Regions from separate parts of the Mus musculus genome. Here all the other regions are linked to region 3. Evidence: chromatin loops called from intact Hi-C (ENCODE). Cell type or tissue: left cerebral cortex. All regions are shown on one strand.

Region 1 (5,000 bases), 83 kb before region 3:
TCTTGGGCCTCAGCAACAGGGAAATTACCTTGTGTTTAAATGCTGATCCTGGCAAACATGATAAGAGCAAGTCAGAAAGAACCAAATTATTCCTAAATCACTCAACCAGGTTTAGAATAAAGCCAACGTTTATAGCATAAAAAAAAAATCCAGTACCCAAGAAGGCAAATGAAATTGACAACACCTAGCATCATATAAAAATCACTAGATAATAAAAAGGAGGAAAATTCTAGTTATCTTCATATTTTACTTATTTAATTATTTTTGTCTCTGTGTCTATGGTGCTGGGGAACGGCACCCTAGTGCTTTGTACATGAGAATACTTCCCTACAGGAAATGTTAAAGGAAGTTGTTCAAACAGGAGAATATGGGATGCTAGATCCACATAAAGAAATAATAAGCCAACGGAAGTAATAACTGTGTGGGCAAAATAGAACGGCTCCAGTTACTTAAATCACTTTAAAATACAATGAACTATTCAAAGTTGCATAATAATGCTTGATGACTGCAGTGTTCTAAGTCGAGAAAAGATATGTGTCAGCAGCTCAGAAGCCATTGGGGCACAGTGGGGCACAGGGGGGCACACTGTCATGCACTTTTACACTCTTTAAATTTATTTTTAGCTCTCTCTTTCTTTCTGTCTCTGTCTCTCTCTGTGTCTCTCATTGCGCGCGCGCGCGCACACACGTGTGTGTGTGTGTGTGTGTGTGTGTGTGTGTGTGTGTATACTGTCCATAGAGGCCATTAGAGGGCATCAGATCATCAGAGCCCTTGAAACTGGAGTTACAATTATGAGCCACCATGTAGGTGCTGAGAATTGAACCTGGGTCCTCTGGAAGAGCAGCCACCCCCTAGTTCTTACACTCCTGATAAGCGGTATGATATCGCTGTGGTGCTAATGTATATAGTGTATACATAAAGCAACTCCTAGAATCACACTGACCTAACTAGGAAGCCAACACATAACATCTAATATAATTATAGAAAGCCCAGAGAAGTCAGAAAAAGAGAAAGGGGAACAGAGGACAAGAGGAGGGACCAGAGAGAAGGCTGGCTGGCTAAGAGAGATTGCTGTGGAATCGTGAGAACTGGAGTTGGAAGTCTGACGTCTACATAGCAAGCCAGACATCCTGCACAGGCCTGTGACCCAGGGAGACGGAGACGGAGACAGAAAGGTCACTGGGTCCTCTGGGCTTCCAGCCTAGCCAGGAACGTGCAAGCCTCAGGTTCAGGGAGAGAGCCCGACTCAGGGATGGAGAGAGACTGAAGAGAACAGTTAGTGCTCTCTTCTGGCCTTGTGAGTGTGCACAGGCACATTCAGACCTGCATATAAATATGTGCACACACTTAGACACACACACATACAAATAAATAGATCTTTATAAAAATAACAGGTAGAAACAAAATAGTAAAATTATATTAAATGCAAAAGGCCTAAAGACTTCAATCTAAAAGCAGAGACATTCAGATTGAATAATTTTTTAAAAAGAGGGACTGACTTTTGAAAATTTTTAAGATTTAAAAAGTATATGCTATTTAAAAGAAACTCAGTTTTAGTATTAAGAAACATAAATTAAATGTGAAATGATGAAAAAATATAACAGGAGCTAGGTAGATTACATCTCCTTCATATTGTGATCCCCAGCACCTTAGACTGTGATTTTTTTTTGATTTTGAGAGAGTGTCTCTGTGTGTAGCCAAGGTTGAATTCATGATCCTCCTGTCTCAGCCTGCCAAGTGCTGGGATTGGATGTATGCACCGTCACAACGGGTTTACAGCTTTATGTCGAGTGGCTTCTACTTTCTTGTGTAAGATTCTCAACACTGCCACAATGAACATCTTTAAATGTCTTTCCTCTTTCATTAAAAAACCTTTTAAAATATTTTTATTTAGTGTGTGTGTGTGTGTGTGTGTGTGTATGAAGCAAGCACAAATGCGGACGTCAAAAGACTGCTTGCTGGAGTCATTTCTCTCCTTTAACTACATGGGCCTTGAGAATCAAACTCAGGTCATCAGATTCCATGGCTCCTTTACCTGTGGGGACATTCTGCTGTCCCTCCATTGGCATTTTAAAATTTCATTGAGAATTTCATAATATGCATACAATGTATTTGGTTCATATCAACCCCCGCCACTCCAACTCCTCCCATACCCTCCTTGTGTCAGTTCTCCTTCCCAACTCCATGTCCCCTTTCCATGGTCCACTGAGTCTTTTGGCATTTTTTGGGAAATATTTCTATTTTAATTACCCATGTATGCATGTCTGTGTGTGGGTATGTGCATGTGAGTGCAGTGCCAGCAGAGGCCAGCAGAGGGCGCTGGATCCCCTGAAGCTGGCGTTATTCACAATTGGGAGCAACCTCAAGAAGATGCTGGGAATCAAACTCAGGGTCTCTGCAAGAGAATTAGTGTTCCCAACTGCTGTGCTATCTCTCCAGCCCTAGTCAATCCACCATTTACTTACTTACTCGTTTATTGTTATATGTGTGCATGATGTGTGGAGATGTATGCCAGAGATTGTCCTGCCTCTGCCTCTCAAGTGCTGAGTTGGACTCAGACCTGAACACACACACACACACACACACACACACACACACAGAGTGGGGAGGGGGAGAGACAGAGACAGAGAGAGAAAACGAGAGCGGGGGTGGGTGGGGGTGGGTGAGGGACTGGAAGAATGTAAGCATGAGCCAATGAACTATGTCTATTACCTGCTTTCATTTTTCTTTTGGATTTATCTGTGTAGTCCTGGCTGGCCTGGAATTCACAGACATTCTCCTGCCTCTGCCCCTCAAGTGCTGGGATTAAAAGCATGTGCAGAGATGTTCCATCCTACTGCTTTTTAAGAGCTCTTTGTTTATTAAGGATTTAACTTTAGAGTATCAGGTATCTTAGGGTCCCTTGAGGCAAACCATATGTCTGGAAGTCAGATTCCCAAGAGACTGAAGCAACTCTGTCTCTGGCCAGTGGAGGGCAGCAGTGGGCAAGATTCACTTTCAGATCAGAGGGACCTGCATCTGTGTGTGTGTGTGTGTGTGTGTGTGTGTGTGTGTGTGTGTGTGTGTGTGTGTGTGTGTGTATGAGAGAGAGAGAGAGGGGGGGGGGAGGGAGAGGGAGAGGGAGAGGGAGAGGGAGAGGGAGAGGGAGAGGGAGAGGGAGAGGGAGAGGGAGAGGGAGAGGGAGAGGGAGAGGGAGAGGGAGAGGGAGAGGGAGAGGGAGAGGGAGAGGGAGAGGGAGAGGGAGAGGGAGAGAGAGAGAGAGAGAGAGAGAGCTGGAGCCTAGACGCATCAGCTTCTGCTGTGGAGGTGAGGCAGTGCTCCTTCCCAGCCTGACTAGATTTGAGGCTTCTGTGTCTAAACAGACTCCCTGTGGGCTAAACAGTTAAACAGTGCAGGTTAGTAGGCCTGTGAGGACCCACACTATGGGAGAGGCTTGGGAGCGAGGGACCATCGGGATCTAATGGTCAGATTCTGACGGGCTGCCGGATGTTCTACCTGGGGGCCCAGTGGACAGCAGTTTTGCCAAAAAAAGATGGAAGTCTGAAAGCACCAGGCTCAGTTTGAAACTCTAGGGGTGTCCAGTCCCTCGCAGCCTCATCTCTAGGTCCACAGACCCTAAGGCCACTCCTGCCCTGGAACAAGAGTTATCTAAGACTAATTCAGAGCAAGGGGAGGGGTCGTCTCCTTCCTTTGTCTTCCCTGCTGTTCCCCCAACACTGCTACACTCCAGGTCTGATAGAGGGATGGGGAGCCATTTTCTAGCTAGGGTAACCCTGCCTCTCCCTCAGGCTAGGAGTAAGGCAGGCCCAAGGGGGCCCTCACTTGGCTCATGAAGGGAACACAGAGGAATGGCAACTGTGCTCAAGGGACATTGAGACACTTGCCTCAGAGTTACTAGACTCACCAGTGTGGCAGCAGAGAAGGGCTGGCTGGAATGATATGTGGGCCTTGTGGGGGCAGGGGCCAGCAGCTGAGAAGTAACTCATTCCTCAGGGCTCCCCACAGAGTAGGGGAGGGAGGGTGTGGCTGCAGCTCCCTCCCCTCCATCCCAGGCCTGAACGGATCTAGACTCCTGTTCTCTTGCTTATATTGATAATGACAGCAACTACTGCTGTTTACAGACAGCTGCTATGCTGTTCGCCTCCTACTTAGCTCTTCCAGAACATTCTTTCATCAAATCCCACTTAGGTGATTGATAGGTCTACCATCTCTCCTAGGTGACTGCCAGGTGAGGTGACAGAAATGTGCAGGTTTCTGCTGCTTGCTCCAGGTCACAGTAATAAGTCAAAGTCCTCTACTCACTCCAGAAGGCAAGACCTGTCCTCTGGGACCCCCATAACACTGGTTGTTCTGTACCCAATATCGGGCATCTTGGTGTGCATGAAGGTGCCACTGATTGGAAGAGGTCTAGGAAGGTGAGAGAAGAGGCCTTGGGAGTCTGGCTATCTGGACCACCATCGACACTCATAAAAAACCATTGCAAGGGGCTGGAGAGATGGCTCAGCGGGTTAAGAGCACTAACTCCCAGAGGACCTGAGTTCAATTCCCAGCAACCACATGGTGGCTCACAACCATCAGTAATGGGATCTGATGCCCTCTTCTGGTGTGTCTGAAGACAGCTACAGTGAACTCATATACATAAAATAAATAAATCTTTAAAAAAATATTAAAAAAAAAACATTGCAAGCTTCCTTCAGAGACCCGGGATACCTGGTATCCATGAGCCACAATAAAGATGAAGAATGTCTGAGGGTTTGGGGTGCCTTTGTTCACCCCTCAAGCCATGGTCTTCCCAAGGCTGCACATACCTGCAAGTTTTTTTAACTTATGGACTTCATGATATCTTAGTTATGGTTTCTATTGCTGTGATAAACACCATGACCAAAAGCAATTTGGGGAGAAAAGTGTTTAGTTCCGTTTATAGCTTGTAATCCATTATCCAGGAAAGCAGGGGCAGGAATTCAAGGCAGGAACCGAAACAGAAGAGTGGCACTTAGTGG
Region 2 (5,000 bases), 65 kb after region 3:
TCTCAGCTCAGGTAGGACCTATGCAAGTCAGTTAACCTGTCCTTTGTCCTGGGTGACTTCTGAAGTCTCCGAACGGTGAAGAAATGACTCGTATTCATGCGCTTGGCCTGTGCTTCCTTCAGTCTGCCTAGGGTGCCTACCCCTACTTGTGTGCCGGGCTACTGCTGCTCATTCTTCAAGATTCGGGTGCCAGCTGGCTGTGTTGGCATATACCTGTACCCCAGTATTCATGAGGCTGAGACAGGAAGATGGGGAGTTCCAGGCTGGCCTGGGCTACATAAAAAAACTCAGGTGCATCCTCTGAGAGACAGCACCCCAGAGTCAGCTGCCTGGTACTGAGTTGACTATCTGTGCCTGCCACACCTACAATGGATTAAAAGCCTGAATGGATTTGCTTTTAACTGTATATTCTCTTAGGTAAGAAAGCATAAGTTGACTTTTTTTTTTTAACCTTTTTTGGTGACAGTGGGCATCAAAGCCAGGGCTTCACATATTCTAGGTAAGTATTGTTGTATCACCAAGTTACACCCCAGCCTGATCACCTTGGTTTTAATGTAGTCATAGATTCTCAAGAAAACTTCAGAGACCGTGTGGCGTCTACTGGATTCTCAGTGGCGTGCGTGGGTGAGGATGAGGGTTGGTGGCTGGCCACAGGGACTGTTTTTAATCTAAGCAATATGGTCCCTGCTATATTTACTTCTGTTGTTGAATTGCTCACACTTTTTCCTTCGACTAGAAAGTTTGTTTCCAGGCTTCCAGAGCTCTTGGCAGATTTTCTCATTCACAGCCAGTGCTGGGAGGTTCAGTGGGCAGGGCCGGGGGCTAGTCAGAGGCCACTGATTCACCCCCATTTGCAGAATGAATGGGCCCAGCAAACAATCAGCTTTTTTTTTTTTTTCCAATCTTCTAAATTTACTCTCAAGTGTGGAGATCCCAGGCTCCTGTCCACGAGGTTAGGGGGTCCTTCCACTCTCCTGCGGGGCTCGGAGCTTGGACACAGAACAGGCCACAGTGTCACCCTCCTTTACCTCCCCAGCCTCTGGGAACTCAGAGGAGTCAGAAAGCTTGCCCATATAAGTTAGCCAAGGCCTCCTGAAGGATTAGAGTCAGCTTCCTGCCTCTCCTCTGCCTGTGGCTCTCCCAAGCTCTGGCTGGCCACATCCCTTTCACTAACTTTGGGGATCCCAAAATAGTCCATCTACCAGTCCCCACCCATTCAGGGCTAAGGCTGTGACCGGTTCCCGGAGCCGGGGCTGTGTCGGTGCAAAGGCTTAACCCTAGGGATGTGGTTTCTAAAGTCAGACTAAGCATGAACCGGAGCCTGGGGCTGGCAAACACCCCAGGACTGGGAGGGGACAGGGAGTCTGGTGTCCTAACGCACATATGGGAAGGAACGTTTGGAAGCTTTGGAGGGCTCTCTTGATCCATAACCCAGACTTCATCGTGCTGGGACCTTACCTGGTGCAATGAGCGGGTGAGTAGCCACAGCAGGAACTGCCCGGCCAGGCCCTGGCCGGCCCTCCATGTTGCAGTTACCATCTCCTGCCTTGAGTGTCTCTGGCGCATTGTCAGTCCCACTAGGCTTGGCACCCGCAGGGGAACCCTGAGCCATGGTCCTGCCCTGTGGTGGGGCAGGCAGAGGCTGGCTACTGCTGGGTGTGGGTTTCAGGGCCAAGCTGGGCAGGACAGGCTGGGTGGGGGGAGGGCCCGAGGCTGCTGCTGCTGGTGTCTGCTGGGTGCGAAGCGTCAGGTTCTGTACCTGAAAAAGAGGGGCCCCGTGAGAGTCCAGAGAATGCAGGCCGGGGCAACAGCAACACACACCTGAGAGGGAGTTAGGGCAGATCCAGGACTACAGACATGAAAATGGTTTCTAGACGGAGCGAGTGAGAGAAAGAGAGATAGAGAAGAGACACCAGAAAGAGAGACGCACGGGGTGGGTAGTTAGGGGCTGAAAGAGAAGCCCGGAGTGGGTGGAGTTTGTAAAGAACACAGGAAGTATGGTTAGTGATCAGAACTGAATTCTGGGGCTGCCCGGCTGGGGCAGACAGGGGCAGGGAAGCCAGCGCCTTTCGTTCCCCACCCCTGACACTATCGGGATTCGTTGCATCCTACTGCGGCAAAGCACGGTATGGAAAAAAACAGAACAAGACTGACAGGCAAAGCAGAGGCTCAGCTTGTCCTCACAGTCAGGTTAACGCCAGGTCGTTTCCAAGACAGCCGCATGCTTACTCAGCCTGGTCCCTGCTGCCCTCTGCTGGACAATGGGGGGCAGTGCCGGACTCATAACCTAGCTTCTCCATCCTCGAGCTTGGGTCCCCCTTCTGGAGATGGCGTAGGAAGACAGACTGAGTAAGAGGTCCGTTCTCAGGTTCCCACAGACGTCTCACACAGAATAGCTCCTCTGTGCTGTAGCAGAAGGCCGGAGGCCAGCACCCATACCGTTCCTTCTCTCCGTATGCCCCTGCCTCTGATCCCCTCCCCTCAGTGCTGGCTCACGGTGCTCTCTGCTGCCTACCTATATTCAGAGGAGCCAAGAGGTGCTGAGGCCAGCTGGATGGTAACGAGCGAGTCCATTTTCTTATTGCTTCATAGACGAGTCCTACCACTGCCAGCACCCCTGCCCCTCTATGAGCTGCCCACCCCCCTGCCCACCCACGAGCCCGGGGTCCTCACCTGGGCAGGGGTAGGGGGCCGAGCAGGGGAACCAGTGCAGAGCTCAGGCTGAACAGTAGCGACGGTGGCCGTGGGCGTGAAGATGAGCTGAGGGGACAAAGGAACAGAGGGCCTAGGCTCCTAGCTACCTGCACCAAGTTACCTAGCTGGGTCTGGAATCACAGGGAACGAGGCACCTTTTACCTGCCCAGTGTAGGCTGAGCCACAGGGGAGAGCAGTTTAGCCAGGGGATGGCTAAGCAAGCGGGACCCTTGTTCTGAGGGACTCTGTTGCCTCAGAATCTGGCACTGTCTCCTCAGTCCTGTGAGGAGGAACCTTGGGCAGCTGTCATAGGCTGATCTTCCAGGTCTAAGATAGCTCTGTTCCCCAGGGCTAGATCGGAATAAGATTATCTTTCAAAAAGGATTAAATCGGTTTGCACAGTGGTCACTTTCTAGTCAAGCTCTGATTCAGCGGGGGTGGGGAGGGGAGTCTGGAAGCAGCAACAGCAGAGGAAGGAGATGGCCTGGAGCTACGGTGACTGCGTCTCATCTGGAGGGGTGCAGGTAAAGAGGCAGCACTGGCTGGCACCTTGACCTCTGTGTGGCTCTGTCTCTGCATGCATGTGGATAAGCTGGTGTCGGGGCAGGGGGCCTCCTTCATCTCAGTGCTGGGGCCTCCTGGATCACTCCCTCTGTGTACATTCTGCTCTCAGAGGGCAGCAGATGGGCATCAGGACCCCAGTGGGGACATAGAGTAAAGTGGAGTGTGGCTGCCAGTTGGCTGGGGACATGGAAGTCCAGTCATATGCTGTCTGAGGCATTGCCTGGGAAGGGGAAGAGTACCCGCAGCGACAAGCTCGGAGTCAGGAAGAAAAACTAGGGAACAAGATCAGAGCAGCCCCCGGTGTGATGCTCTGGCCTTAACAGCAAGGCAGGGAGGGACTACGCTGTCTTCAGGATGGTGTCATCATGGGTAAAAGAGAAAACCAGCTTCTCTTCAGCCTGGGCGGCACGGGCGGCACGGGCGGGGACTTGTCGGTTGGAGCCCACCACGGTTACGTGGTTGCTTCCTAGTCTGCTGTTCCCAGACCTAAGGACCCCTTAGGGGCAGACAGTGCCAGGTCAGGTATGTTCTACATGAAATAGAACGGGGCAAGCTGAGAGGACTGTCCTGGGAGCCAGCTCGTCTCTGTGGAGCAGCTAGAATCTGTCTGCTCACCTGTGAGTTCTAGGCACCACCTGGGCATGCATCCTGCCCCGTCTCCCTAACTTAGTTCTGAGATGGGCAGGGAAGGGAGGCACTGTAGGGTGACTTTCCCTGGCTCCATCTTGGACCTGACCCTCCCTGATCCCTACGGCTGCCCACTCAGCCCTCAGGCTTCTTCCACCCCCTTCTTCCTGCTCCTGGTTCCTTGCGATCTCTGCTCCTTTCTCTAATCTCCTATCTTTCCTGATTGTGTCCCTGAAGTCCAGGAACACACCCAGGACGCACATACTCACCATCTGCGCCCTGAGGTACATCTGTGCTTGGCTGGCAGTCAGGGCAGGGGAGGACGTGTTGCCCAAGAGCACGGCCTGCTGGGCAAGGCCCGAGGCTGCGGCTGAATTGACACTCTGTGCCCGGTTGATAAGCTGGGCTGCTGCCGGGGAGGCTGCCAGATTGAGCTGATGAGAGAGATGTGCACATCAGAAAACAGGAGGCTGGGCTAGCAGTGTCCCAGGAGGCCAGGCAAGCAGTCCCCTGTATTTTGCCTCCCTCTCTCCTGTTCTATGGCCTACGTGGCGGCCTTTAGGACCATCTCATGCACTTGGCTCTGGGTGGTTCCTCTAACTTTGCCCCAGAGCTGGCTTGGACACACAGCTGCGGGCTGGACCCTATGGTGCAAGCACAGTTAGCAATTGAGCCTTGACACCAGAAAGATGATGGGGTGTTAATAGCAGAGCTAGAAAGAGCACACCCATTTTTTTCCTGGCAGGAGCAACCGATCCCAGCTATGACCCTACATGGCTAAGGCATCCCCACAGCTGGATCCAGATAGTAGGGAGAATCGTAGGCAACAGGCAGTCCATGGATGTGGACTCTGCCGGCCATTCCCATACCATACTCACTGAAGAAGACTGGGCAGGAGCCTGTGAGGACACACTGCTACCGGGAGTACTTCCTTGTCTGTTGGCCACCAGGCTTGCCTGGAAAAGGACAAACTTTGGTCATTAATGTCTTCCACCTCAGTGATTTGCGGACCCCGATTTTCTGGGAAGTGCTCTGAACAGCGATCGGGAGAGCAGCCCCATTGCCCTCATCCACACGGGCTTGGCCTCCTGACTCACAAAGGGCCAGGATTAACT
Region 3 (5,000 bases):
AGTAGTGGAAGTGTGATTCACTACATGGCCTGGGCTTCAGGAGGAAGGGGGTGTGTGTCTGGATCTGCACTGCTAGGGCTGTATGGAGGGCAAGCATTAGGTAAGACAGCAGGTCTGGTTTTGAGGTCCCCACATGGAGCTGGGATCATGGGATTTCGGGGGTTGGGGGGCAGGCAGCATACCTGTTTCTGCTGGATTTTCTTGTGTTTGAAGAGGGACTGGCCCGAGGTCAAACTGAACATCCTATCTTACAGATGGGGGAGCCAAGGCTGTAAGCTCTGCTAGCAGGAAGATGCTAGGAACAGGATCCTGGTGATAGGCATGGCCTGACATTCAGGGCTGGAAACTGAGAGCTTTGTGGGTAGTGGGAACAGGCAGCAGTCCAGTCCTTTGTCCAATAGCTACCCTCCTTAAATATCTTTCTGAGGTGTCCCTGAGCTGGCAGCCTCATACAGGGATAAGTCAGTAGAAGGGGCCAGGCCTTGGACCAAGGGGATCCCTTCCATGATTCCAGAGCCACAAGGCCAGTGTGTGTGGACATGGCAGAGGCCTTCCTGAGGCTCAAGGCTATATGTGTGCCAGGGAAGGGAATGTAATACAGAAATCAGGGACAGAGAGGAGGTCTCAGAAACTAAGGCAGAATGTGGGCCGGCCCTGAATGCTAGGATAAGGGCTGGGGACCCTGTTCCAGACAAACAGGGACATAGTGGGGGTTTCTGAGCCAGGACACTACAAGGGCAGGCCCCAGGGATGATATCATATAGCTGAAGTCAGGAGGCTACTGAGACTGAAGACCTACGGAGGAAGCTGAGCAGTTGGAACAGTTGGGTGCTCAGAGGCCAGAGCGGGTAGTTTGCTGGTGAAGAGGTTTGATGCACTCCTATGGAAGAGCCCAAGTCCCTGGAGGACCACACGGTAGGCAGCCAACCAACAGTCAAGCAACACCCTCGGGCAAGAGCCTGAATCTTATATGAATCTTATTTCTGCTGTCAGTGGCTAACTTTAGAGATGAGGAGCCTTCACCGTCTGTAGTTCCCAGCTGTCTATTGCGCTTATGTCAGACCCTGGGGAGATGGCAGAGAATAAAACCCAGAGAGGTCTCCCTCTCACGGAGGGAGCCGAGAGAACCGAGACTGTAGGCTGTCACAGGGATCCGAGGGAGTGGGAAACTGTGTTCAGACCAGCCGCAGAGTCCAGAGAAGATGCTGGCGGCCTTTGCAGGCCCTAGCTCTTGTTTGGGGCCTACTCTTGACCACCAGAGAAAGCAAGTTGAAGGCTGGAGAGAGAGTACTCCAGCAGCAGAGGTGTAGTTGCGGCCAGGCTGGGGGCTGGAACTGCTGTGGGGTGTGGCAGGGGTAACTCCCTCACTGGGCATGCTCTTGCAGAATCCACACAGGCGACAGACCATACAAGTGCCCGCATCCTGGCTGCGAAAAGGCTTTCACTCAGCTCTCCAACCTCCAGGTGAGTGCCCCACCCCACCCACCCCCCACTACCACCCGCGCACACCCCCTTTCAGGGGCCCAAGAAAGGGGGTGGGATGTGGGGTAGAGTCAGCGCCTCACAGCCCCTTACCGTGCTCTTTACAGTCTCACCAGCGCCAGCACAATAAGGACAAGCCCTACAAATGTCCCAACTGCTACCGGGCCTACTCAGACTCCGCCTCCCTCCAGATCCACCTCTCTGCCCATGCCATCAAGCACGCCAAGGCCTACTGCTGCAGCATGTGCGGGCGGGCCTACACCTCGGTGAGTCTTGCTGCCTGGCACCAAGTTCCAAAGCCTAGGGGCAGGACTGTGGGCCTGGGATTCTCTTCTTAGCCTAGGAGCGTCTCAGCCCACGCTTCCTACTTGGGACAGCTGCAATACCCGCCAAGTCCAGCAGGGGGCACAGTCCCATAGCCAGAGCCGACTATCCTTCAGAGAAAGGGGACCAGAGATGGTTCCTGGGTGGGAAAATCCTCCAGTGGAGAGCCTTGGATACTCAAGTAACTCAGTTATGCGCACGCTTCTAGCCCTTTGACTGTTCTGGGAACACCACCATAGCCAAGAGTGTTCACGAGTAATACTGTCTCCTCCCGCTATCGAGTGGTTATTCTCAGGGCTACTGGCTAACAGGCATATCAGCTAGCCAGTGACTCATTCGTTAGTGTTCACTGACCACTGAGCCAGACACTAAGGAGACAGAAAACGCAGATCAGATAGGGACTTTAGGGACTACTGATGGTGGCAGGGATTAAATACATTATCACAGGTAAGCTTTTACGGACAGGTAGTGCTTAATGTTTCAAAGCAGAGCTGTCTGCTCAGATCTAGCCCCAGGGACCCTGAGCAGGAGGCTCCTCTGGGGCGGGACACTTCCTTGTGTCTGGTAAGATGCTAAAGAACTTCTGTATCTACCCACTGGGTGCCAGTAGCAACCTCTCCTCTCCAAGATGAGGTCACCAGAAGCATCCAGACACTGCATGTGACCCTGGAGGGGCAGCCCTCTTTTCTTGTTGAGAGCGAGTATTTTGAGAGACGGTAAAGAGTCTGAGGAGACAAAGTTGGGGACAGTCCAAATAATAAGGTCTTTTGAGGAAGGGGTACATAATAGCTTTCTGTCATGGTAACAGAATACCGCAGACGGTGGATTTAGAAGATGAACGGTTTGTTTTGGCTCTGGGATATGGAGGTTTCAGTCCATGGTCAAGTCCTTGTGTTTTCTCGTCGTACACGTCGCTGACTGTCTTCAGCCCCTGCTCTCTGAAGCAAAATCCAGACACGCTATTATTTTGTTTGTAAAAGCTTTATGTCTCAAAGGGCCATGGCTCCTTTTAAAAACATACCCATAATATCTCTATAACCCTTATTCAGAGGCCCATTGTCCAGTACCCAGACAGCATAGACATATTTATTTGTCTCCTAAATGCCATATTTTTATTTATAGAATTTATTTTTAAAGAGCAAGACCCAAATAATATTCCTATATTATCCTATGTCTTAATTAGGGTTTTGTTGCTGTTAAGAGACACCATGACCACAGCAACAATTATAAAGGAAAACATTTAACTGGGGCTAGCTTACAGTTGAGAAGTTTGGTGCATTATTGTCATGGCGGAAAACATGGCGGCACACAGGCAGGCATGGTGCTGGAGAAGGAGCTGACAGTTCTACGTCTTGATCCACAGGCGGCAGAAGGATACTGTGTGCCACACTGGGTGTAGCTTAAGCATAGGAGACTTCAAAGCCCACCCCCATAGTGACACACTTCCTCCAACAAGGCCACGTATCCCAATAGTGCCACTCCCCATAGGCCAAGCATTAACACACATGAGTCTGTGGGGGCCATTCCTGTCCAAACCACTGCAGCCTGTGTCAGTGTCTTTTAGGGCCCAGCTTGCCTCACCTCTCTCCTTACCTTGTACTCACTGGAAACTGGTTTCTGTTGTGGCTGTTGCTGACTGCTTCCTCTGGGTTGTGTAGCACCTTGCCACATTCCTAGACTCTCTCAGTCTCTGCCTGGCGACCTCTCTTGAGTGGCAGCCAGGGACAGGGTATGTTACCTTGCTCTTGGCCAGAGCCAATGGAAGATGTGGGCATGCAGACAGACAGCCCAGGTCACCTCACCGATCCAGTGATGATGCCTCAGGGCAGGGCAAGTGGGGAATAGGATGACTCGGGTGTGGCTTTACCCCCAAGAGAGGGTCACCTGGAGGTTTACAGGGACCTGGACTCCTGCTTCCAACTGGAATAAAATGTTAAGACTGGGAAGGAGTGTCCCCGTAGGGCTCTAGAGACAGCTCCTACTTACAGAGGAGGAAATGAAGGCTTGGGAGCAGGTTGGGGGACATGACTTGCCCTGATGCTAAGAAATGGCAGAACTCAACTCCTGCCAGGCCTCTGCCTCAACCCCACAGGGAACACACAGTTATAGGTTGGAATGGCGAGCAGAGCTGGAGATTGCAGGGCTTGGGTGGAATCTGTTGAGGGTGAGCGAAGTTGCCAGTCAGCCTTGTCCACCCCTCCAGCAAGCACTGTGTAGGACTGAACTCCAGCAAAGCAAAGATCACCCTAAATCAATAGAACCCTTAGAACCCATTCCAAGGTCCACCTGAGCTCCAAGGCTGTGGCTTCAGTGAGCTGCTCTCTAGTGGCTGATTTTGGAACTACAGCCTCTGTTGTGATGGCTTCTGCATATTCCTTCTGCCCACAGGAGACCTACCTGATGAAGCACATGTCCAAACACACAGTGGTGGAACACCTGGTGAGCCATCACTCACCCCAGAGGACCGAGTCCCCCGGCATCCCGGTGCGAATCTCTCTGATCTGAGCCACCTGCGGCGACGCCCCGCCCACTTGGCAGACACAGACCCAGGCAGCACCCAGCCTAATTCCCGCTGGGGCCTCCAGGAACCACCAAGCTCTCTCACAACCTTCCAAACCTGCCAGAAAGCTTGGTCCACAGAAGCCCTCCCTGGCTGGCTCCTGGCAGCCAGGCCAACTGCAAGATTCTGGACTGTTCTGGTGGCATCCAAAGACGATCTCAGAGCACTTTGAACCTGTCTGTTGGGTTTTCTTTTTGTTCCCCCTCCCTCACTTGCTTCACTGTTTCTTGTTTTTAAGTTTGTTTTGGAAATAACAAAAAGGATATTTATTGGCCAGAATGTTGGTGCTGCTAAGAACGGGAAATTAAAAGGACTGGACAGACGGATACAGAGAACCAGAGGGCAGCGTGGGAACTTCTCTGGCCAAAACCTCAGGTCTTGAGGGGAGGCCTGGGGTTCTGGACGTCAAAGGGGACACCCTCCCTCAGGTGGGAGGAGACAGGAGACAGCTGGAGTGAGCCCTTCACCCGTCACCCAGTCAAACTGCCTGAGCTTTGCCCTAGCCTTCGTGAGCAGAGGGCACAGCAGCTGCCAGGCCTGCCTGGCTTTAGGGCACGGAAATGAGAGAGGTCTGGAGACCCGCGGGACCAAAGGGTGCAGTGACGGCTGGGTGGCAAGCCCAGGGAATGGGTTG
Region 4 (5,000 bases), 160 kb after region 3:
CAGGACAGTCTGAGGGAGTACAGCCCTCAGATGCCCCACTATATATACATTCTGGAGTCAAACCTGGCCTGCCACTGTGCCAATGCGTGGATGGAGCCATGGGTTAAGCGGTCCACTAAAACGTACATATACATAAGAGACAATCGCTTATGTCCAGGACAAGACAGGCTCTCTGCTAGGGGTTCCCTTCCCTCCTTTCTCTGGGACCACTGCCCCCAGACGTTGGAGCTGAAACTCTTTTTGGCTAGTTCTGCCTTGGTGTTCATGCTAATTGCCTTGCCTCTCCTCCAAGAAGCCAGGAACTCTTGGATCCCCTACCTGCAGGCCTTGTTCAGGGTTTGGCTCCAGGGTCTGAGGGGTAAGGGAGACAAGGGGAAGAGGTTCCTTTTTGATGTATTCGTGTCCCACTGCAGGCAAGACCAGGGCTGGGTGATAGAGGAACTTCTGCCTGCTCTGGAGGGCTTCCTTCCAGCTGGCCTGGGCCTGCGCCTCTGTCTCCCCGAGCGTGACTTTGAGCCTGGTAAGGATGTAGTTGATAATGTGGTAGATAGCATGTTGAGCAGCCGTACCACACTCTGCGTGTTGAGTGGGCAGGCCCTGTGTAACCCCCGATGCCGCCTGGAGCTCCGCTTGGCCACCTCTCTCCTCCTGGCTGCCCCGTCCCCTCCAGTGTTGCTGCTAGTCTTCTTGGAACCCATTTCTCGGCACCAGCTTCCGGGTTACCACAGACTGGCTCGGCTGCTTCGAAGAGGAGACTACTGTCTGTGGCCCGAGGAAGAGGAGAGAAAGAGTGGGTTCTGGACTTGGCTGAGGAGCAGGCTAGGGTAGCCATAGCCAGCACTGGTGTGGGGTGGTGCATGTGAATTTTGGGGTGGGGTTGGGGGAAGGGAAGCAAGCCTGCCTGTCAAGGAGTTGGTGTGTTTGTAGGTGCAGGGTCGGGGACAGTGGGTCTAAGAGGCTGAAGTCAGCCTTTTGCAGCGCAGGAATCCACGTGCTGTGAACACAGGTTTTGGGGGGCCTGGAGGTTGAATGAGGAAAACTGAGAGATGGAAGGTGTCCGCGGGGTATGTGACATTCCCAAGATCTTCAAATCCTCAGTAAACTTGCTAAATTCATGAAATGCGTGGCATGGTTGAACTTTTTATTTAGTAGAAATGCAAGGGGCAGAAAGCAAAGCGGGAAATGAAGGTGGAAATTCATGGGCACGCTAGGAAGGAGGGAAGGCTTTCCTAAGCTACAGAACTTGGGGCCAGGTCAAGTTCAGCCTGACCTTCGTGCGCCAGTGGGTCTTTTTGCATCAAGTGCCATAGAGGCTGTTTAGTTTCACTTCTGTGCATGTGATAAAACACCCAGGCCAAATCAACTTAAAGGAAGAAAGGGTTTTTATTTGTTTGTTTGTGGTCCCCTCCTCAACAATTTCAGGTTGCACTCTGTCGAAGTGGGACGTCAAGGCAGAAATTCAAGGCAGGCTTGCTTGTTATTTCACACAGCATTATCGTCCAACCAAGGAGCTCACTTCACAGGCAAGAAGTACAGCAAGAACCATGGAGGTGCCACTTGCGAGCCGGCTTATGCTCAGCCTGCTTTCTTATCGGGTTCAAGGCCACTGCCTAGGATTGGTGTGGCTAACACTGGATGTGTTTCTCCAAATGACAATCAAGACAAGTCCTCCCACAGACATACCCCCAGGCCAATCTGTTCTAGGCAATTTCTCAGTTGCGATTTTCCTCTCAGGTGACTTTAGGCTATGACAGAGTTGACAGCTGAGGTCCAAACAACTGGGAGGCAGACAGATCATTTCTCCTTCCGGGAACACATGAAGCTGTGTTCTCATGTAGTGCATCCTCCTGAGCCTCAGAGAAACACCGTCACCCTGGATGCTCCAGCTGTATGGCACCAGCCACGTGTGGCTCCCAGAGCACCTCGCTCTCGAGAACCCTCGCCCCCGGGCCTTTGCACATTCTGCTTCCTTACGAACAACACCTTTCCCTGAGCACCTGCACAACAGCCTGTAAGGTTAAGCTCAGCCATCAGTCGCTTTCTCCAGAGGTCTGTGCTGAGCTCCCAGCCTGGGACAGCATTTTGGAAGAAAGTACTATATTAAGATTTTTCTCTTTTTCTCCTCCTCTCACCCCGAACCCCAGCCTAGCCTAGCTTTGGATCTCTCTAAGTAACCGAGGATGGCTCCGAACTCCCAATCTTCTTGCCTCCGAATTTCCAGTGCCAGGATTATGGGTGTGTGGATTATCTGGCCCAGCTTTATTTTTCTTTTTCTCTTCAAAATCGTACCTATCTCTGAAGCTAGATTGCCTACTTTTTAAACTATGTGGCTTTCGTATGTTAGTTTGTACCTCAGTTTCCTGCTCTGTAAAATGGAATAGCACCACCCCCCACCCCCAGTATTTTGTGAGACTTAAATGGGTTAATGTGATTGAAAGAATAAGAAAACCACCCAGTTTATCACACATGTGTTCAATAGGAGTTTATTATTACGGGACTGAATTCATAATCTATATTCGATGATAATAATCCATACTGTTCTTGACAAGGACCTGAGTTTGCACTAGCAACTCACTTTGGGGCAGGTGCTCATTACCACCTCTAACTCCAGCTCCAGGGAACCTGACGTCCTCTTCTGGTCTCAGAGTATACTGGCACTCATGTGAACATGCCAGACTTAACACATGCACGTAATTAAAAAAATAAGAATCCTAAAAAAATTAAAACGATGTTTTATATTACTACATTTGTATCATTTATAAGCAAATACTCATATGTTGGAAACATGTGCCCTGGAAGTGTGTTTTACGGCTAGGAGTACTTGATCCTGTGAGTTTGGAGACTGGGTCCTGAAGCAAAGACGAAGACTGATGTCTTTATCCTCAGAGCCTAGTCCTGTCAGCGGAAAAGATTCACATTGGCAAATGCAGCATGCCGCCAAAACAGGCAGAACCCGAGGTTTATTCTGGCTGGGATTTGGTCTCTTAGGGATTATTTTATTTTATTTTTTTAAATTTCCACTTCTAAAAGGCTAGGTTTTAATTAGACAAAGGCAAAGAGACATCTTACAATCCCAGGCTGGATTTAGGGTGAGGTGCGCCCTCTTGTGACCTAATAGCATATTTCTCTTTCTGCGCACTAGCTCCGTTTGTTTCAGCTCCTTAGGATAGAATGGCTGATGTGGAGGTCTCACAGGTCCCTGCAAAAGTGTCTTTCCACTTTCAGACGCAAACACTCTATCCAACACACTCAGCCCACTCAGCCCTCCTTACGGTGTCAATGTTTACCCAAGTCCTTAGCTTCTTCTTCATGAAATGTCAGGCAGCAAGCAATGTAACTTCTGGGGTTTTAGGATTTCAAATTCCAGCCTTGGTACTTACTGTGCATATGATTTTGAGCAGGCTAATTTATTTATATCTCTAAGCTTCCATCCTTTTCATAAAATGGGGTAACAGTACCAACCTCACAGAGCTTCGGGAACAATTGAACAAGGTGTACTAATGTAACCTGTTAATACCAGCACACTACATACGCTAAGTAAATCACTGATATATTAAGCAATGAATCAGAAGCCGGGTGGCAGTGGTGCAGAGGCAGAGGCAGAGGCAGGTGGATCTCTTGAGTTTGAGGATAGCCTGGTCTACAGAATGAGTTCGAGGACAGCCAGGATTACACAGAGAAACCCTATCTCAAAAAACAAAATAAAACAAAACAAAACAAGTCAGAATATAATTTCTTTTCTTTCTTTTTTTCTTTTTAGTTTTTTTTTTTTTTTTTTTGAGACAGGGTTTTATGTGTAGCCCTGGCTGTCCTGAAACTCACTCTGTAGACCAGGCTGGCCTTGAACTCAGAAATCCGCCTGCCTCTGCCTCCCAAGTGCTGGGATTAAAGGCATGCGCCATCACTGCCCGGCTAGAATATAATTTCTAGCTAAGGAATTTGAAGTGAGTTACTAAAACTAAGATGTAGAATTCCCCCAAATGCAATACTAGCTGACGTAGTGAGCCCTTTCCCAATGCTAGCTACTGTCAAATTTGCTCAAGTTTCATGGGTCTCAATAGAAATAATAGCCAGTAGTCGTTCAACCTTATGAACGCCAGGAGGGAGACAAGCTCTTCACAAACTTTGCATATTTTTTTCCCAACAACACTCAAAGGAAGATTTCAGTATTATTACACCCATTCTCCAGACGAGGAAACTGAAGCCTTAGCAGTTTAGGGGAGTATCTTAGTTTGGGATTTCCATTGCTATAAAGAGACACCATACACCAAGGCAACTTTTATAAAGGACAACCTTTAATTGGGGCTGGCTTACAGGTTCAGAGGTTCAGTCCATTATCATCATGTCTGGAAGCATGGCAGCATCCAGGCAGGCATGGCGCTGGAGGAGCTGAGAATTCTTTTTTTTTTAAAAGATTTATTTTATTAATATATGTAAGTACACTGTAGCTGTCTTCAGACACTCCAGGAGAGGGCGTCAGATCTTGTTGTGGATGGTTGTGAGCCACCATGTGGTTGCTGGGATTTGAACTCTGGACCTTTGGAGGAGCAGTCAGGTGCTCTTACCCACTGAGCCATCTCACCAGCCCGGAGCTGAGAATTCTACACCTTGTTCTGAAGGCAAACAGAAGACTCTTTCCAGGCAGCTAGGAAGAGCGTCTTAAAGCCCACCCCCACAGTGACACACTTCCTCCAACAAGGCCACACCTCCTCATAGTGCCACTCCCTGGGCCAAGGATATTCAAGTCACCACAGGGAGGTAGCACAATTGATAAGGTACCTGCCACATGTTCAATAAGGGTCTCAGTTCAGGTCCTCAGCATTCATATAAAAGCCAGGAGTGTCAGTGCCATAGGTAACGCCTGTACTGGCAAGTGGGATGGGGAGGCAGAGACAGGCAGATTCCCAGAGCTCATGGGTTAGCTAACCTAGCTGGATCCTTCAGTTCAGTAAGAGACCCTCACTCTAGTAATCAGGGTGGAGAATGCTCCAAAAAGGGCA
Region 5 (5,000 bases), 49 kb after region 3:
GGCAGACTTGGAACAAAACACCTTCCTAAACCGGTGTCCTCCAATGAAGGGTGTGGAGCACACAGAGACCGCCTGAAGACCTGTGGCCAGAAAACTGTTTCTGTCACAGAAGGAAGGGGCTGGAGTTTTCCTCTTCTCTGTCAGGGAAGGAAACCGTGTATGAAGCCCACTTGGCAGAGCTAAAGGGACACACGAAGCCCAGGAGAAAGTGGGGAGGGCCTGAGGCCTGGGGTTCCACTCCCCGGGCCATAAACAAACACCCCGAAAAGAGCAAAGGGCTAGGCGGTGGCCGCAGGATGAAATGCCAACATTCAATAATGCCCAAGCCACATGAGCAGAGAACAATTACAGGAGGGGCGGAGGGAGTGAGACAAGGGGTACTCCCCAGCCTCTGCGTCCACAGCACAGTGAACTAAGAAACTACCCGCTTTCTCAAGTTTAAAGTGTCAGGGGGGGGGGGGAAAGACATCTGCTCTCTGTGGTGCATAAAGACAAGCCTGGGAACATCTCGGGGTGAGCAGGGAAGCAGAACTCATATGCCAGTGCCAGGAGAGTGCTGGTGCCAAGAGAGCACCACTCCCCATCTGCCAGACCCTCGGTGGAGCCTGCCACCCTCGTGAAGAAGCCAAATCCCCACCTTACCCGGGCTGGCACTCACTGACAGAACTGAACGGTGGGGAAGAGTTTGTGGACAAAAGTTTGAAGGTTTCCAAACAATCCGGATGTTGGGGGCTACCTATTATTAAACAGTCTGTGGGGCCCAACAATGTTTTACATAAAGCAGGAGCCCCATAAAATGTGCTGTGGGAAGATTCAAGAGAAAACTCTCTTGCCCTGATGACTACGTTAATAAACTACATTCTATTTCACAGGCAAAATGATGGGACATCCTGTATCCCTGGTGACCCAAATCTAAATGCTAGCCAACAGGCAGTGCCACAGGTCTGCAGTGTGTGTGTGTGTAGACATACAAGAACAAGGAACAATTCCCTTGCTTCATTAGCCTGTAATGTTCACACTGACCTAGAAATCCTAGCAGTTCTAACATTTGGGTTGAGTCAGGAGGGGTTAGAGAAACCCCAGGTGAATGATAATTGGATTATCCAGTAATGCCCCAGGGCCAAATGGCTGAGAAAGGCCAGGACAGTGCGGTGAACATTACACTGGTATAGTGAAAGTGACATTACTTTCTAAACCCGAAACTGAAAGCTGAGACAGACAGGCAATGGAGATGGAATAGTTTAAAGTGAGGCCATCCTAGGAAAATTGCAGACAGCCGGGAGGATTAGGTCGGAAGTTCACTTCCCAAGAGATCCTCTGGGCCTAATATGCTAATGGAGGGATTAAGGATCAAGGATGGGAAAAGTCGGAGGGTAAAGCTGTCATTGATTTGTAAAGCAGGAATAAGAGTGAGCTCAGCGGACAGCGCCAAAAGGGAAGGAAAGTTGATGGGAACTGTTAGTATTAAGCTAGATAAACCTTCGGCAGTTAAGGTGCAGGAGGGTCTCACTACTGGTACAAACTGGCAACCGACGCGGGAATCGGGGCTCAGGCGCTCTGGCGACAACTTCACCAGTTCGCATTCTGGCCGTGCACATTACCTGCCTCTCTGGACGTCAACTTAAACAGACGCTCAAAGATTCCGGATTTAACGTAAAGAGCCCTCAGACGCAGCATACCTTCGCTTGGCACGGGAGGGCGAGAAAACGCTCTCCTAAAAATGGAAGAGGACAGGCACAAAACAACTTGTCCTTTCCCATCAATACAAGTCCCCGCGGGGCCCTGGGATCCAGAGGCCCCGAGCGGGAGCGGAGGCGGCTCGGGCCCTCCCCGGAGGCCGAGCTCTGCGGCGCGGCCCACAGGCCTCCGCGAGGCCCAGGGCGGCGCCCGTTCCTGGCACGGCAAGATCCCTCCCCGCGGCAGCACTGACCTGTCCGGGGCCCGGCCGGGCCTGACCGGGCGGGGCCTACGCAGCCCCTGGGCCCGGCGCCGCCTGGAGCGGGGGCCCGGGCGGGCCGCGTCCTCCGCGCCGGGAGCCTCCGAGCCGGGGCCCGGGGCTGCCGCGGCGCATCCGACCGCAGGGCCCGGCGGCCTGGACAAAGGGCGCAAGGCGCGGGGCGCGGGGCCGGGAGGGCGGCAGGCGACGGCCGGGTTGCGGCGAGAGCTCAAGGGCTGCGGCGCCGCGGAGACAATGCGGCGCGTCCGGACCGGCTCCCGGGCCGCCTCCGCCGGGGCGGGGCGAGGGCGGGGCTAGGCGGCGCGGGGCGGAGGGGCGGACGACGCGGCCCGCGCGCTTCCTTTGTGCGCCCGAGCCCCGCCCCGCGTCCTCCGGAAGGCTCGAAGGCGTCCGGCTCGGGGGGCGCCCCCGGGGACCCGTGGCCTGTGACCCCCGCCCCGGTGGCTCACTGTGGGGTCTCGGAGGCGAGTCTTAATGATTGAGGGTTAGTGCGTGTCAGGGCGAAGTGCACGCACCCTCTCCCTTATTGTCCACAATAACCCTCCAAGTGATCATTATCCTCCCCACTGGGAGCGAGGATCAGAGGTGAAGTAATGACCAAAGGGACCCAGTCCTACCTCCATAAAAGGCGTAATCCCTACCGCCAGGTTTAATGTGAGGGTTAACTGATTTACAAATTGCTTGCAGTGCCTGGTGCACAGTGGGAGCCCAATAAATGTTAGTTTTCTTTCCCAAACACACTGTTGTAGCTTGAACTGTCCTGGCGAAGTACCTTCCCGAAGTAAGCAGGCTAGGAGCGCTGGGGGTACAGGGACACGAGAGTAGTACCATCCTCAAACAGCTGTTGGATGGACACAGTGACTCCCATCACTCAATTCCTGACTGCTCTCTAGTATCAGTATTTTCCCATCTGTTCATTATCTTCATTCATACAGGCCTCTACCAGGCTGCCCACCCCCAACTTCACTTTGTCCACATTTTTCTACTTCCTGCAGGCTTACTTCTCTCTCTTCCTCGTTCCCCATTTCTCCTTTCCCCTTTACTTTCCAAACTTTCAAACCTTCTTTGCAGTAAAATTCACATTGCTCATTCTCACACACTGACATTTCGTTTTCAATAGGAAGATGATAAGCAACCAAATACTCACCTTCTGTCACGCCCTTGCCCACTCTTCTGCCCTCCACCTTAATTAACTTCCACTGTCCTGCCAGGAAAGCTCTGTCCCTGGCTTTACAAGCCCAAGTCTTACCCATCCTTCAAGGTCGAGAGACCAGCAGTTGGCAAACTTCTTCAGAAAGGAGCCATATAGGAAGGAACTAGCCTAAGCTGGGTGTCCCAGCTCTTCCAGTGCACACTGTTGCTGAATCTGAGAGCTGCCATAATGGATATGTGAGCGTGGCTGTGTTCCCACAGACCTTCACTGTGAACGCTGACATCTGAATCCCATGTATTTTTCACACATCATGAAATACTATTTTGATCATTGCATTTGTAATGTACAAACATTGGCGAGTTAATAGGCATAGCCTGAGGGCTATGGCTTGCCAACCCCTGCTTTGTAGCAATGCCACTTCCGCTCTGAGATGTAGCCTGCTAATCTCCACTTGGCAGTTACATTCCCCTCTGTAACCTGGAAAGCACTTGCCCAGGAGCCTCCTGTGGCACTCATCAGATTATTGATTTCATTGTAATTTCCCGTGTGCTCATCTTTTCCAGCAGACTCTAAGCTGTGATGATAGGGACCAGTCCTTATTCCTCAGGGCCTTACCATCCATCCTACAGTGCTTTGCCCCGGAGTGGGCATTCACAAATGCATGATCCGTGCAGGTGTCTAAGGCTCCGGTGGCCGCTAATCGCCTCCACTGTACAAAGCTGAGTTCTCTTGGAAGACGGGGCCCTCCAGAGCAGGATGCTCATGCTATTCTTACTGCTTATGGACCAACTAGAAAAAGGAAGGCACATCCCAGCTGATTTAGGGGGTTTTGGATAACTATGCTTGAAGAAAGCATATTGATCACCAGCATCCTAGCAACACCGCGTGGATCCTAGGCAGCTCCTCTCCACCAGCAAGTTGGTAAAAGAAAACATATTCCAGAAGGAACTGGGATGCTGCTCTTTCCTAAGTTTTAGAATAGAGAGCAGGGCAATGCTTATTCCTGTAATGCACCCACAGCCACACTGTGCAGTGGAGTTTACATAATGAATGGCAGAATTCAGACATAAGAGATTCCTGGTCCACCACTGACTCTGCAACTTAGTTTTCTCATCTTTAAACGGAGGATAATAAAATCCCCGACTCCCGAGGGCTATTACTGGGATTCGGGGAAGAGATCTATATAAAGCCTGGCAGAGAAAGTTCAAGGATAGCTTTATGAACGATTATTATTCTCTGGAACTGTGGGCTAAATTCCCACGATCACCGGACAGAAGTAAGTAATTGTACTTTGCTTCGAAATATTAATAGCACAGGTTGGAGACCAAGGAGACCTAGAGAGCCGGCACCTCCTATCAGAGAAACAGCCCAGCAGCATAACAACCCAGCTTCCGGTTGGCACAATCCACTACCCCAAGAGCTAGGCACTGCTGGATTGAAAAGGCCCAATAAAGGTGCGTGAAGGAGCTGCCACACGGGGGGGGGGGGGGGTTGGGGCTGGAGCCAGGGAGCTGCCCTCCCACAGCTCTGTAGCCCCAAGCTGCTCCATCTTGGTTTTTGTCCCCACTGTAGACTGAAGAGGATGGTGATGCTCCCCTCGGGGGAGGGCAGCATGGGTGAGAAGGAGTTAGGAACGGTTCTCAGCACACAGTGTCTGATCATCCCCAATGTACCTAGGGGACAGTCCTGCCTCTTCCTAAGTCCTGCCTTATGGAGACGCTAGCTTTTGATATTTGCAATTAGTGAGCTTAAGTGGGGGAGTTCCATTTTAAGAGAATCAATGCGGAGTTAGCACACAGAGAAGCATGGCTAGAAATGTGGGCATGAGGACCTGGCGTGTCACCGAAGAAAAGAAAAGGAAATCAAAGGACTCTCAGGTCCTTAGACCCA

What was found. Hi-C counts contacts between places; a loop is a spot of excess contacts. Peaks named below come from ENCODE experiments on the same cell type or tissue, not always from the same donor. Only the 100,000 strongest peaks of a DNase experiment are listed, where the experiment ranks them.
Region 1: a loop joins it to region 3, with 6 times the contacts of the local background. A loop is called at or near these places in 14 of 42 quality-filtered maps.
Region 2: it touches region 3 in a loop (6-fold over the local background); 28 of 42 quality-filtered maps call a loop at or near these places.
Region 4: a loop joins it to region 3, with 6 times the contacts of the local background. A loop is called at or near these places in 20 of 42 quality-filtered maps.
Region 5: a loop joins it to region 3, with 2.0 times the contacts of the local background. A loop is called at or near these places in 28 of 42 quality-filtered maps.

Annotation. Positions count from the first base shown.
Region 1 is chr4:128,856,388-128,861,387 of GRCm38, reverse strand. No RefSeq gene overlaps it. Among named protein-coding and RNA genes, the nearest start is that of Gm33814, 18 kb to the left of the region's middle. In left cerebral cortex, CTCF peaks have their summits at 2,288 (motif pointing right) and 2,943 (motif pointing right); a DNase peak (open chromatin) is centred at 2,965.
Region 2 is chr4:128,708,818-128,713,817 of GRCm38, reverse strand. It overlaps Phc2 (polyhomeotic 2), which reads right to left. Exons shown (of 15, transcript NM_001195130.1): 4 at 4,764-4,841; 5 at 4,155-4,319; 6 at 2,674-2,760; 7 at 1,459-1,759. Among named protein-coding and RNA genes, the nearest start is that of Gm33712, 16 kb to the left of the region's middle. In left cerebral cortex, a CTCF peak has its summit at 2,268 (motif pointing left); DNase peaks (open chromatin) are centred at 249, 670, 1,548 and 2,256; H3K27ac peaks cover 1,396 bases.
Region 3 is chr4:128,773,832-128,778,831 of GRCm38, reverse strand. It overlaps Zfp362 (zinc finger protein 362), which reads left to right. Exons shown (of 9, transcript NM_001081098.1): 7 at 1,386-1,464; 8 at 1,590-1,748; 9 at 4,195-5,000. The coding sequence ends at 4,311. Among named protein-coding and RNA genes, the nearest start is that of Gm52679, 14 kb to the left of the region's middle. In left cerebral cortex, CTCF peaks have their summits at 1,882 (motif pointing right) and 4,135 (motif pointing left); DNase peaks (open chromatin) are centred at 1,030, 1,791 and 4,143; H3K27ac peaks cover 1,056 bases.
Region 4 is chr4:128,611,563-128,616,562 of GRCm38, reverse strand. Tlr12 (toll-like receptor 12) reads left to right here. Exons shown (of 1, transcript NM_205823.2): 1 at 1-1,117. The coding sequence ends at 828. Among named protein-coding and RNA genes, the nearest start is that of Zscan20, 4.0 kb to the right of the region's middle. In left cerebral cortex, a CTCF peak has its summit at 3,103 (motif pointing left); DNase peaks (open chromatin) are centred at 514 and 3,096.
Region 5 is chr4:128,724,801-128,729,800 of GRCm38, reverse strand. All of the region lies in intron 9 of Phc2 (polyhomeotic 2), which reads right to left. Gm33712 (a long non-coding RNA gene) reads left to right here and starts at 2,266. Exons shown (of 3, transcript XR_003955114.1): 1 at 2,266-2,542; 2 at 4,427-4,564. In left cerebral cortex, a CTCF peak has its summit at 2,503; DNase peaks (open chromatin) are centred at 556, 1,735 and 2,264; H3K4me3 peaks cover 2,734 bases; H3K27ac peaks cover 2,375 bases.